2 separate regions of the Mus musculus genome follow, and region 1 is linked to region 2. The links are chromatin contacts, found by Hi-C or POLR2A ChIA-PET in ENCODE. All regions are on one chromosome and are shown on one strand. Each heading gives the region's core, a stretch centred on a gene start or an enhancer-like site at or near the end of the contact. The rest is flanking DNA. Distances are from core to core; before and after follow the strand shown.

What was found. Hi-C counts contacts between places; a loop is a spot of excess contacts on that map. ChIA-PET counts read pairs that join two places held with the same protein, here RNA polymerase II (POLR2A).
Region 1: a loop to region 2 is called in a map of heart, with 2.3 times the contacts of the local background. The contact joins the promoter of Igsf6 here to the promoter of Mettl9 in region 2. A Hi-C loop is called at or near these places in 5 of 37 maps with a recorded cell type or tissue (adrenal gland and heart). POLR2A ChIA-PET finds 5 or more read pairs at or near these places in 2 of 5 experiments (Patski and embryonic stem cell).

The regions. Positions count from the first base shown.
Region 1 is chr7:121,073,067-121,079,828 of GRCm38, reverse strand. It overlaps Igsf6 (immunoglobulin superfamily, member 6), which reads left to right and starts at 5,299. Exons shown (of 6, transcript NM_030691.1): 1 at 5,299-5,390. The coding sequence starts at 5,324. Mettl9 (methyltransferase like 9) reads right to left here. Exons shown (of 5, transcript NM_021554.2): 5 at 2,994-3,699. The coding sequence ends at 3,494.
Region 2 is chr7:121,032,280-121,039,314 of GRCm38, reverse strand. It overlaps Mettl9 (methyltransferase like 9), which reads right to left and starts at 4,870. Exons shown (of 5, transcript NM_021554.2): 1 at 4,340-4,870. The coding sequence starts at 4,504.

The DNA.
Region 1 (6,762 bases), core at 4,050-6,549, 40 kb before region 2:
CGTCAGACAGTAGCACTAGGGCCAACTAGATGAGAACAAAGTCAGATATAACTCTAATTTTTACAAACCCAGAACTAGTCCCAAGTCAGTTTACTTTTAAAATAGTTCAAAATTAAGATACTACTTGAATTTTAGAATTCTTGCCTAGAAGGTAGACGGCACAATTACACAGAACAGAAAAAGTGAAATGGAAATGTGTATAGCTGCAGTCTGGATCGTTGTCTTAGTCAGGGTTTCTATTCCTGCACAAACATCAGGACCAAGAAGCAAGTTGGGGAGGAAAGGATTTATTCGGCTTACACTTCCACACTGCTGTTCATCACCAAAGGAAGTCAGGACTGGAACTCAAGCAGGTCAGAAAGCAGGAGCTGATGCAGAGGCCATGGAGGGATGTTACTCACTGGCTTGCTTCCACTGGCTTGCTCAGCTTGCTTTCTTATAGAACCCAAGACTAGCCGGGCATGGTGGCTCAAGCCTTTAATCCCAGCACTCGGGAGGCAGATTTCTGAGTTCGAGGCCAGCCTGGTCTACAGAGTGAGTTCCAGGACAGCCAGGGCTATACAGAGAACCCCTGTCTCAAAAAACCAAAAAAAAAAAAAAAGAAAGAAAAGAAAAGAAAAAAGAACACAAGACTACCAGCCCAGAGATGGTCCCACCCACAAGGGACCCTCCCACCTTGATCACTAATTGAGAAAATGCCCCCACAGTTGGATCTCATGGAGGCACATCCCCAGCTAAAGCTCCTTTCTCAGTGATAACTCCAGCCTGTGTCAAGTTGACACATAAAACCAGCCAGTACAATCGTTAATCATTGTTCTCAGCCATTTTTAGCCAATGATGCATTATCCATTTAGTTGCGAGACCTTAGAATCTCACGGTGTAGTACTGTTTAATTTCAGGGTGTATTATTCCCAGTTACATCACAAATCTCTCTTCAGGTGGATGCAATGTGAACTTCCTCCATTATGTTGTACTTGTGTGTGTGTGTGTGTGTGTGTGTGTGTGTGTATGCACGTACTCTCCCACATCCATGTGAGGGTACATGTGTGGGTCTGTGTGTGCTGTGGTACAAGGCTGACTTCTGGTAGCTTCTTCAATTGCACTCCACTTTATATACTGAGGCAGGTCTTTTCATGGAGCTTGGAGCTTGTGGTTTCAGATAAGCTGGGGAGCCACCTTGCTCCAGGGATGTTTGACTCCTACATGCTGGGGTTCCAAGCTCTCCAAGACTTCCTAGAGATCTAAATTCCAGTCCTTCTGCTTGCTTAACAAACCACCTCCTGCCAACTCTGATGTATCTTTGATACATGAGCTACAAGTTTGTGAGCAGCCCAACTTTGTGCTGTAGGGCCCACCGCCTGTCTTCTGTGCGATGTTAATGAAGACACAGCTTCAGGAGGAAGCTGGAAACACCAAAGTTTTACGTCTTTCCCAGCCCAGCTTATTTCCTGCTGTAAACTGGCTATACAAAACAAACAAACAACAAACAGAAAACTTGGGAAGGTGGGAAACACAGAAGTGGTTTTAATGACCTCGCCCGAGGGGGAGATGACTGGGGCATTGTGTCCTCGGCACTCTCAACACTCCAGGGGGTTTGAATGCAGGTGCAGGGGGCCAGGAATCCCAGGTGCAAGTCGTGTTTCCTCTCTGCACTCACCTTTAGGGTCAACTGGCAAGCCTGCTGGACCACAGGTGGAGCTCCTCTCGGCTTCTCGAACTTCACTGGGTTTAAGCCCTCGTGCCAGGAATGCTGCACACAAAGCAGCATTATTATACTTGCAGAGAAAAGGAGGCTTCCATGAGAGGTGGACCATTGCCACTTGGTAAACAACATCACCATCTAGTGGCCAAAGGTGACAACACACTAAGACGTCCCAGACCAGATAGGACATAGGAATACATCTGCATCTGGTTTCCAAGTCACAAAATGGCATTTTTAATAAACTGGTCTTCAAAGATCCTCTGATTTTCTTGAGAATTTGTCTTTAAAATGAATAAACACATGTGCTCTCTGTTTTTCTATGGTCTTTTTCCAATAGACCTCAACTTCAGAGACAGGAGGCGCTTTGAAGCCACCTGGCTCTGAATACCCCTCCCAGGATAAAACAGCAGCCCCTGATGACGCCAGGTAAAGAAGCAAGCTTCCACTGCAAAAGAAGTATGTTAGGGTTGCTGCATTCCTCTGTTCACTAGGCCACTGTCTGTACTTCATTTACCCAAAGTTCTGGGGAAAAAAATAAGAACACACCACACCACTAACAATTGTGCATCGACCCATGACCCCTTGTCTGACTACACAGTAACAGCGCAGGGCTGCTAAGGTGGGGCTCTCAAGGCTGCTCCTAATGAACATGCTGGCCTCTCTGCCCAGGTGTTGTAGTTTTCTGTGAGTAATGGTCACAGGTAATGAACACGTGGGTAACATACTGTGACTACCTCATTCACACTGTCACCGCTCTGACTGCTGGGTCTTTAGGTTCCGGACTAGTGTCCACAATGCTTACTGTTCTTGCTAATGAGGTCTCCTCTATCACTGTGTTTCTGGGTTTATTGGGAGCACTTTGGATTCTAGCAGGTGTCTGGTAATGGTCTTCAGCAAACATACTTACTCTCAGTTAAGGATCTAGGGATAAGCCAAGTTCTGGGAAGATGGCATTCAAGGAAGTGGAAGAAGGTGAATGTCTATTTAGGCTGAATCCTGTCAGTCAAAGCCACAGACTGCTTCAATCCTGAGGAATTAAGGAAGCTTAGGAAAACAAAGCTGTTTTGTGGCCAGAAGCAGGTACACTGACTGAGAGGCACTTCCTAGAGCACTATATCTGAGTAAGGCAGGCCATTCTAGGGGTGTCAAAATTCCCTGGGCTTCTGCACCACACCCAAGCTGAACCTTGCTTTCCTTCCAGGCTCAGCCTGAGTGTTTCACATCATGCTCCTACTGAGGGCATCCATGAAGCCAAAGCTGCAGAGTCTGAGAGAAGAACATGGTGCCAGAGTCATCTCCAAAAACGTTTATTAGCATGATTAAAAACATTTTTTGAATAGTAAGAGAAGGAGTTTCTAAACATGAAAGTTATCAATGGTTCTACTTTATAACCAATATTTGGAATTGAATGGACAGCTTTATTGCCAGTCTTCATTTATTAAAAACAATCCATTGATCGGTTCCATGACATCATGACTATTGCTTTGTCTGGGAATGAGTCCCTACAGCAATTAAGTATAAAAAATATCTTCCATCATAATTGGAGAGTGACCTGCATTGGAGCGTGATTCTGAGTAAAGAGTTGATTAAAAATACACAAAGAGTTGGGTTTTGTTTTTAAAAACACTCCCTTACACACTACAAAGAAAGAATTAGTATTTTGGCTTTTTAAATTCCTACATGATACTGAGAATGACAGTCCCCAGAGGTCCCCCTCACATCACTGGATGCATCTCCTCTTCTGGAGGGTCGGTTGCAGGGGTGACTCTGAGGACTTGGGCCTCCACGTGTTTATACTGGTCTGAGAACAAAGACAGCATCGTCCAGAACATAGTAGTCATTGTACATGTCGCCTTCACACAGGTATGGCAGTCTAGTGAAAGCTTCGACGACAAAGCCGGCTTTTCTGAACACCTCAGGCAGGCTATTCACTTGCTCTTCCCAATTCTGTCCCTTGATTTCCAGAATTTCTGATGGTTTCTCCCACTTGCCACCTACTAGAACAAATAAAAACATTAAGTTAAATTCTTGAACAATGACTCACTAAAAGAGGGAAGTACAGGGAGAGCTAGTGTTCCAGGCACTGATGCCCTGGGTGCACCATCTCTAAACAGCTCCACTCTCTTCAAAGCAAGTGGACAGAGCCTAGAAGGAGTGAGAGAACTTACCCAAAGTGATGCTCTCAGGCCGCCTGCATCCAGTGCTGTTCCCAGGCTGCCTTCATCCAGAGCCTACACTGACTGAGCTGCCTGTGTGGCTCAGAAACTAGTCAGTGAATACTGAATATGGGGTTCACTTGTATTTGAAAGGAGATTTGGACATACGAGATCACGTACACTTACTCAACTTCCTGTCTAGAAGTTGCCTGGCTTAAAATTAAAATAGGCTCATGAGAAATTTCTATCCACAGAAACACAAGTGCTTTTCAGGAGAAGCTGACCCATTTCCTAAGTCATCTGTCAATCCCTTCCAAGCCTATGGGCAGTAGGAGCCTGGGCTGTGGGAAGCAGGCCAGGTCTGTTCCCTGCAAGCCACACTCTGACTACAAACAGACAATGCCAAAAGTGCACTTAGGTGTGCTCTTAGAGGCTGTGGTGACATGCCACTAAATTCATAGTGAGGCTTCTGATGCAGCGTGTGATAGAGCACGGGGAAAGGGAAGAGTACACACGTTTCAGTGGCCAGCACTGCATTCTCTCCCTGTCAGGGGAGTTCGTTCTTGGAGGGCGGGGAAGCTGCTTTTCTGGGCTTCCTTGAAGCAGGGTACCGGTGCCACACCTTAGCCTGTTGCCAAGACTGGAATGAGCTGGTGACCCAGAATAAAACAAGGCTTTTTGCCAAGTGCAAGCACTAATATCAAGTGGCTAGGGAGGTGGGCTGATGAGTGGGTGCTAATGACAGAATTTGCAGCACGTAGTACCCATCATCAGACCAGTTTCCCAGTGTGACTCAAGCTCCTCTTGACCTGGAGTTCACATGGTTCTCCAGGCCTTCTGAGACTCCAGGAGCCACTTCAAGTCCTGTTAACAAGTCTCTTTTTGCTGATCAGCTGAGTTCCTGATACTTACAAAGAACCACTTGACTAGTAAAGGCTGGGGGAGAGGGGGTGCTGTGTGTGACTCAGACCCAAAGCAAGCACCAAGGGACATAGCCATTTTGCTTATCAACACCAAGAAATCTTTCAATGCAAGCCAGGCGCACAAGCTTAACAGCAGCTGTGTACCTTTTTACCATGCCGGATGCTCTGGTCACTCCCTGGGTTTTTCTCCCAGGACTACAGGAAACATGGCCTCTGCTGCTGCTGCTCACGTCTAACAGTTTCTGGCCCTGAGAGGCCCTCTGCAGTGGAGCACATCAGTAAGAGCACTCTAAAATGCCAGGCTCTGCTTGAGGAGTACTGACCTCCTGCAAGCTCCACAAAGAATATCAAATGCCCATGGCAGTTTCTAACATACACGCACGCTTAGACTGAAATCTCAACTCTAAATGGTGAAACTTATTACAAACCATTCTTACACAATTTCTAAAAGTTCCTGCTTGTGCTTCCTTAATATGAGTTCCTCTCTTTACTTCTTCCTTTCTGAAAGGAGAAAAGTGGAGAAGGCGGCACATGCAGCAGAGATGGGCCCCGTGAGTGCACGCAGGAGCCGCCTCCGGCCAGAGATCAGCCTGATCCTTTTCCAAGTCGGTAAGAAGGTCAAGCTTTCCTTTTCTCCAGCTCATTAAGTGACCGCTGCTTCTCGCCTTATCTGTGTACTTAAGCTCTTAGCACATAATTTAAGAAGGCAGCACTACAGTAAGTCGGGGGCTGGAGGAGGTCACTTCTCCCACAGAATTAGGTACTAAAGCATAGCTGAAGAAAGGTTTCCTACCGGCCCTTGGTTGTTGATGCTGCTTTGAGCACATCTCACCAGAGAGAATCTGTGACCACTTGTGCTAGTCACTCAGTCAATTCCCACACAGGCAAGCTCTGGACTAATGTACACTGTACAATATTAGCTTAATACTTTCATAGCACAATGTTTCTAAAGGCTGAAAAGAACTTGGATTTAAAGCTGTAACTTGACCTAGAGAAAAGTCACCTGATAAAATAACTAATCTTTAAATTCTATCTCTACCTGTTCTAGCACTATAAAAGTTATTTATTTCATCATAGTTTAAATAATCTAAGATTTGTCCACTAAATCTGGATTGCAGGGCAACAAATGGAGCCAATGTTCTTGTAATTAATTTTTTTCTCATCTGTAAATACATGGTAGAGTAGCCTAATGGTGGAGGACTTGCCAAGCATATGTAAGGGTCTGGGTTCACTCTCCAGCACACACAAGAAAAGGAAAGGAGAAATGCAGAGGGAGGGGAGATGGGGCACGGGGAGGAGGAGTGAGTGAATTATTCCTAAATGTTAACAGTGGCTCTTCTGGCTGAGGAACCACGGTGATGTCTTATACTGCTCTATTGTCTGCCATGACTATACACTACTTTTGTACAGAGCTTTGTTGGAGTTAGAGAAAAGCTTTATCTTCCCATCTGTATTGTGAAATGTCTGCAGATATAATAACAAAAGGAGGGGATGAGATAGTGAGGAGACCTGAAACAAGCCCCAGTTAATGAACGCTAGGCAAGGCTGGGTCTGTGTGCTACTTTTGTACGTTTGACATTTTCTATAATAATAAATGTTGGGCAGGGCAGTGGTGGCACAAACCCAGCACCTGGGAGGCAGAGGCAAGCGGATTCTAAGTTCAAAGCTAGCCTGGTCTACAGAGCAAGTTCCAGGACAGTCAGGGCTACATAGAGTAACCCTGTCTCAAAAATATCATGATAATAATAATAGTAATTGTTAGCTTCTGATGCTAATAGTAATAACAGGTGTTGGAGCTGGGGAGATATCTCAGTACAGTGCTTGCTGTACAAGCTGAGGGTTACTAGAACAATATAAAAGAGTCAGGCCTGGTGGCACACACTCACCAGCTCAGTGATGGGGAGGCAGAGCTGGGCTCCCTCACTAGCCCGGCCTACCCAACACTGAGACCCTCTGAGGGAAAACAAAAGTAAATAATTCC
Region 2 (7,035 bases), core at 3,621-6,120:
AACACTTGGCAAGACAAGATGGAGAATTTCCCTCTCTCCAGTACTGGCCAAAACTTGTAAATAAACCTGTATCCTTCCATAATTTCTATATCCAGGTTTTCTGTACAGCATTCAGCAGCATAAACCTTAGATTTCAATAACAATCCACACAGTGAAAGGTACCCTCCTATTCATAGTGGAGAACCATTTATACAAATTAGAACAAGTTGTTTTAGTTTTAGCTTAATATATATATAGTTGGCAGTCCTCATTCCAAAGATTCTCTCATGGTTAGTGTTTTATAATCCTAAGACTTTAACGAAACTTTTGATGCGTCCAAGTAACACTCTTTTTAGTAGAGGTTAGAGTTCTAGAGAACTTTCAAAGGGCAGAAGTGATCTTAGTGGTCCATGAAACTGAGGCGAACACTTGTTAAGGGCTTCTGCACAGGATATAAAGAGGAAAGAAACCTCTTCCAGAGTCTTTAGTAGTCAGCTGCAAAGGCTTCCAGACGAGAAGGCAGAGAGAGACATCAATCCATCGCAGTCTGGCTGGCTAGCTGGCTGGCACCCTGAAGCATGGTTAGCTCATGCCTGACTTCTGCCAATCTCACAAGGTAAATGAGGAATAAAGCGACAGGAATCTCTATCTGTCCTTTAGTACATTTGACTCCAGCTGTGACATTCAAGTATTTTTTTCATTTAGAAACTTATATATTCCAGTTCTACCTTGAATCTATTGTAGAGGCTGGCACAGCAACTCTAAGCTTTTATAAGAAGGTAAAAATAAATACCAGGTATACACGTAACTTGCAATTTTAAGTGACCTCTAAATAATTCCAGATATTAAATGCTATATGTGGAAAAACAATTTGAAAATTTTCACCTGAGGAAACTGCAATGGTTTGGTGCCAACAAGGTTTATAACAACCTTTCGCTCCATCAATTGAGGGGCTGTGGATGACTGTTATTACCGAGAATGTAGTAACCGGAGCATTGAGGAGCCGTTCAAGTGTCAATAGCTCCATAACAGCTCCTTAGCTGTAAGCACTAGATAGAATGCACTGAAAGCACTACATCCGAAGGTTCTGTGTTGCTCTCTTTTATGCTCTTGGACTGACAGTGACAGTGACAGCTAGCTCTGCTGCTCTCTCTCCCCTGTGAGGCCACCCTCCATCCTGCGACTGAGAATGCACAGGTGGTTAATGAAGCTGGGAATTTTCTCTTGAGAGGAATAAACAGACTTTTTAAAGCTATATACTTTTAAGAGGCCAGAGAAAATACTGTTAGCCACTGATTACTCAACTCTATGTCGTCGCCCTGCACACACGCAGTGGTGCAGTCCATAGCTGAACCAATGTGGGGGCTGTTTCAACAAAAACTCTTGACACTTGAATTTCATGTGTGAAATTCAGATATTACAAAATACTATTTTCCACACCCACTGTTAACCATGTAAAAACATTGAGACTATGCTTATTTCAAAGGCTACTCAACTCAGTGAGACTAGTTTGGCCCTTGTTTCTTACCAAGGTAAAGCTTAACTCAGTTCTGAAGCTAGTACACTGGACCAAGGTACTTAGTTTCCAAGATAAGCCTTGATCTCTAGCTCTAACTACTACATAGCAATTTTTAATGAGTAAATGTTACCCCAGATCTTTCTCTTAACCAAAGAACCCTGCACCATAAATCCTTCATAAAACACTACCAAGAAAACCTGGGTTAAGTATGGTTTAGCCCTTAATTCTTTCATGAAACTCCAAAAGAACCAGATGCGGCTGGCCTTGGAACCCACACACCCAAATGAACACCAGAAAGCCTCTATAAAACTATTAATTTGAAGAGGGGAAGCCATTAAAGCTACTTCACAAGCAAGAAAGTTATGTAGCAAACCAGGATTCTGAAATATAAAAGAAATAAACCATATACCCGCCAGGAGTGCAGAAAAGACAGTCTTCCACCCTGCATTAGTTCATGGCGGCCTCTAGGCACACACTTCTTTCATCCTGGTCATTTTCATCTTTACTCACAGATATTTATTTTCATAACAAATTTATTCACCTCAAAAATACTGTCTGGCAGAGTATAGTGATATACACTTAAAACAATCCTGGTACTCAGGAGGCCGACGTAGAAGGACTCTGAATCTGAGGCCATCCTGAGTTACACAGACCCTATCTCAAAAAACTAAGGGTAGCCAGGTGGCACATGCCTTTAATCCTAGCACACAAGAGGCAGAGGCAGGCAGATTTCTGAGTTCAGTATCAGCCTCATCTACAGATTGAGTTCCAGGACAACCAGGGCTACACAGAGAAAAACAAACAAGCAAACAAAGAACAAGCCACGCATGGTCATGGAACACCTGTAATCCTAGTATGCTGGAAACTGAGGCAGAAAGACTGCTTTGAGTTCAAAGTCAGTCTGAACTACATAGGAGTACTAGGCCAGTCAGAGCTACAAAGCCCTGTCTCAAAATTACATATAGACAAATGGACTGACAGACAGACATACAGACAAACTGACTATGGATGAGGCTTAGTGGTACAGTACTTGCCCAGCATTTACAAGGCCTGAGTTTGATCTTCAGCACCACAGAAATAAATGAATGTATGCAGTTAGAAAATGCCCTCTGCTGAGAAGCACTGAGATAGTGTCCTCTGCCATCATTCTTCCTGGGCTCTACAGTCACAATATATATAGTGTGTGTGTACATGTGTGTGTGCGCGCCTGCACACGCTCATGTGCTGAAGAAGTCCAGAGCTATCCAATCCTGCAAGAGCTGGGATTACAGAGTTGTGAGCTGTCTGAGCTGTAGCTGTCTGAGCTGACTGAGCACAGTCTCTTAACTACTGAGCCATCCCATAAGCACAATTTCTATGAGCACCTAAATCAAGCCTCTGCAGTAATCCCAAGTGTTATCATAAATACCGACAACTGGGAGACTCAACCGCAATTCCTCATCATAGGGAATAATCGTTTTTTCTATCCACTGCTTGTTAAACACAGCATTTCCAAGTCCTTGTTCCACACGGGCATGAGGCATTCTGATCCTACTTAATTAACAGTGTATACCTCAGAGTTGTCTCTATGACACTGAGCCAGCATAACATAGTCTGTGACAATAAGCATGGTTATACAATTTAAGATGTTATACTAAGTTTATCGCACTCCTAACAATACTACATAAAAGGGCATCTAAAACGCCACAATCACTAGTAAATTTAAATAATGAAAATCGAGGATTCCTTCCAAAATAGAAAATGAGGTCTGAGTATTGATCAGGGTAGAACAGTTTCCAGGACCTGGGTTCCATCCCAACACCATAAAAAAAACAACACAATCCAGTTAATAGCAAATAAAATCTTAATGCTGTTATACATAAAAAGGTGAGGTCCAAATAACACAAGGAATCATTCCTTACATCTCTCTGTAAAAGCAAGACATACTAAACTCAGGCTTTTAGAAAAAGCGCAAAGTTTGTCTAAATTCAAAGGCTTCTCTTCTGTGACTGCAAGGTTAACCACAAACTACTTACGGTCAAATGCAAACTACCTCCCTCTTAATTCAACAGCTGACCCATGCATGTTTCTTTAAGTGGTACAAATAGCTAATGAAAAGACCATCCAACCCCATCCAACCGGTAGAACCCCCACGGCTCACAATCCATTCATTAGCTACAAGAATTCACTGCTGAACAGTTCAGATTTTTTAAACCTCTCCGTTTAAAGCTTGCATCATCTTCCTCCTCATCCCAACCTCTCTGGTCAGCTCACTAAACCCAAGTTGAAAGGACACGTCTCATAGGCAGAGGGGGAGGAGAGTTCCTAGGCTGGGAGCCCAGACCTGTCAAACACATTTTTTTAAGTGCTTCGGGGAAATGTCAGCCGAAATGTTCACGAGGCCCAGTTTAATGTCTTTAGAACCCTTTGTATATCCAGAGATTCGGCCAGACAAAAAGAGACCGGCTTTCGGTTTTGTCCCTCGGGGGGGTAGAGGAAGGCTGGCTGGGTGAGAGCTGGGGCAGTTTTCTGCTCAGGCCCCAGTGCCAGTTGGGTGGCCCTACCCAAAGTTGCTCGGGTCCTGAGGGCGGACGCGGACGCCGCCGCCGGCCTGGGAACAATGCGGGGCTTCGGGGCGCCCACGCTGGGGCCCGGGGAGCCAGGCAGCAAAGGCTGTCCCCCGCCCGCGCCGCCGAACAAAAGGCGCCGTGGGGCCAGCGCCCGGGCCGGGAAAAGTTTGTGAGAGGCCGGGGCCGAGGCCCGAGCGCGCCGCCCCGCACAATGGCCCGGCCGAGCGCGGGAAGGCCGAGCGCCCCGCCGCGCCGCGCCACGCCCCCGCTCCGCAGGGCTGCGGCCCAGTACCTGGTGCGTGTCCTTCCCGCCGCCCGCGGCCGCCGCTGGCCCGCCGGGGCCGCTAGTCATGTTCACGTACAGGGAGCGGGAGAGCGGGCTCCGCAGCGTCCACATCCTCCGCGCCAGCCACACGGACGCCAGGCTCAGGCACAGCCAGCCCGCCAACAGTCTCATCGGGGGGCCGCGGCCGCCAGCTCGGATCACCGCCGGGCCCAAGCCCAGGAGGAGGAGGAGGAGGAGCCGCCGCCTCCGGCCACCGTCGTCGCCGCCGGAGCTCGAGCCATCGCCGCCAAGTCGCCCGTGCAGCCCCCTTCGGGGCCGAGGCAGAGGGAGGGGGAGATGGCGCGGGAGGGGGGGCGGGGGAGGAGCGGCAGGCGCGCGGCCTTCTCACGTCCCCCGCGGCCCTTCCCAGCCCGGAACGCCAACGACTCCAGGTCGTGTTTCCACCCGGTGCACGTACAAACGCAGGAGGGGCGTCCTCCCTGCCCAATGAGCGGAGACCGGGAGGCCCGGGAGTTGGGAGAGAGGGCGTGCACGTCCTCCGTGGCGCCGCCTGGACTCATAATGGCGGAAGATCCGGGGGAGACTTCCTAAAGGGGCTACTAGAGTCTGGCCCCTCCGAGGAGGGGTCTGCAGGACTTCCGGGCTTGTCTTGCCTTAGTAACTACCCTGTGGGCCCCTCGATTACACCTTTGACCTAATTGTTCCCATTGACACAGACCCAGGTTTATTCGATAGACCCGCGCTGCCCTTCTTGCTACAGTCTTGACCGTCTATTTAATAATTTCCATCTGGGGTCAGCGAACCTGACTCCCAACTCCAAAAGCCACCCGATAGCTGCAAAGCAGAGAATCGAGGGGGAAAGAATCCCACCGCCACTCCCAGTCCCGGTGTTCCCAAGCCTGAGAAGCGGCTGTCACAGGTCTAGTGAAGCCCTCATGAGTGAAAGCTCTGCCTTTGTTGGAAACTGTTGCTCCTGGAGCACTCAACGAAATGTGATGGAAAATAGCATCTGCTGGACAACGAAGGCCACAAGTTAGTCCTGGCTGCCATGTTTCCTTGCAAGTTAGTCCTGGCTGCCATGTTTTCTCAAGCTGATAGAAGTTGGACCAGACATTCTTAAAATGTGCTCGGTCTGGGGAGATTTAGCCAGATATTTCTTAGATCATTTATAGCAGGAAGAAGCCCAATGTTTCTAAAATGAGGGTCATGAGATGTCGTTGTGTCTCAACTGTTGCTACTAAGCTACAGCATATTTCCTAGCCCAGCTACTCACACCTTCCTAGGTTTGTTAGAATATGCTTTTCATTTGACAGCGACAGATTCTGTACATTAATTTTAAATTAATTATAAAACAAATTTATCTTTACGTTAATTTCATCACACTACACTGAAGAGATTTCCGTTTATGAAATAATGACCCCTGGATGAGAAATGGCATTCCTTATCACAAACTCCTTAGGTGTTAAAGTATCTATTTACCATCTTTCGTTAATAAGAATATTTTGTTACCTAATGTGCATAGAATATAACAAAATACTTTGTCTTCTCTCATTCTGGTATATTCCCTGACATCTCTCCAAGTTGGGTGTTAAACCCAAGACTATACCTTACTAAATTGAGCTCAACTTTCTAGAAGTACTGGTCCAACATACTTAAAAGAAGCTATAATAGTGAATGTAAATGACTGTATTATGTCCCCTCTTTGAGTTCCAATAAAGCTCTTCTGTATCAAACCAGAGTCTTCACCTTTTTAAGTAAAGAGGAGATACAACAAGAGTGCATAAACGGGCATATTTCATTTCTAAAGACAAAGGATACAGAAAACTGTGTCCTAAGATTAAGCTTGCTTAACCACAGCTCCAAGACTTCAATCCTAAATGTATCCTCTAAACAAGAAGCAAAGATACATCTGATAGGATCTGAAGAATTTGGGGTGAACTTGACAGCTAAGACACCTACCAAATTTTGCTTTATGCCTGAGCAGCTCACCTAAAAAAATAAATTACCCTCACATTCAAACTACTCTATAATCACAAACTACTTGTGTAAGTGTGATTTACATTTAGGAAGCACAGGAAGAAAGCAAAGCACAGCATAAGCAAATGAAGAAGCAAATATGATAGCAAACCTTTTTATAGAGGGTGGTATCCCAGCTCCTGGCTTTTCGATCCATCCAAGAAGCCTTGCTGTCTCTCCTCTCAGCTTCCTGAATTACAAATCAGGAGGAAGGAAAGCTGCAAGAGTAAATATACTAAGCAGAAGTTCAGATTGCCCTCAGGCCTGCTACTAGGATGTCACTACTGTACATTAAAACCTCAGTTATCCATGATGGGAATAGCAAGAGACACCCCTAATACAGAAAGCCAAAGATGAGGCAATATCCTTTCCAATGTGGCTTTGAAATGTAGGTATTAACACTCAAGAGTCACATACCTGCTATCCTTGTGCCTGCTGACCCTGAGTGTCTAGCCTGGGTTTCTGTTCTATTACCAGAAATTGTGGCTGGGTCATGCAGGCAAGCAGCTTGTTTCTTAAGCAACTTCCCCTAACTCTTCCCTTACCTCCCCCTCCCCTTTCTTCTCCTCTCTTTAACCCTCCTTTCCTTTTCATCAGTCCTTGTTATACAGGCTAAGCTGGCCTTGAACTCACAATCATCCTGACTATGCCTCACAAACACAGGGATCACAAGAATGTGCTGCCAC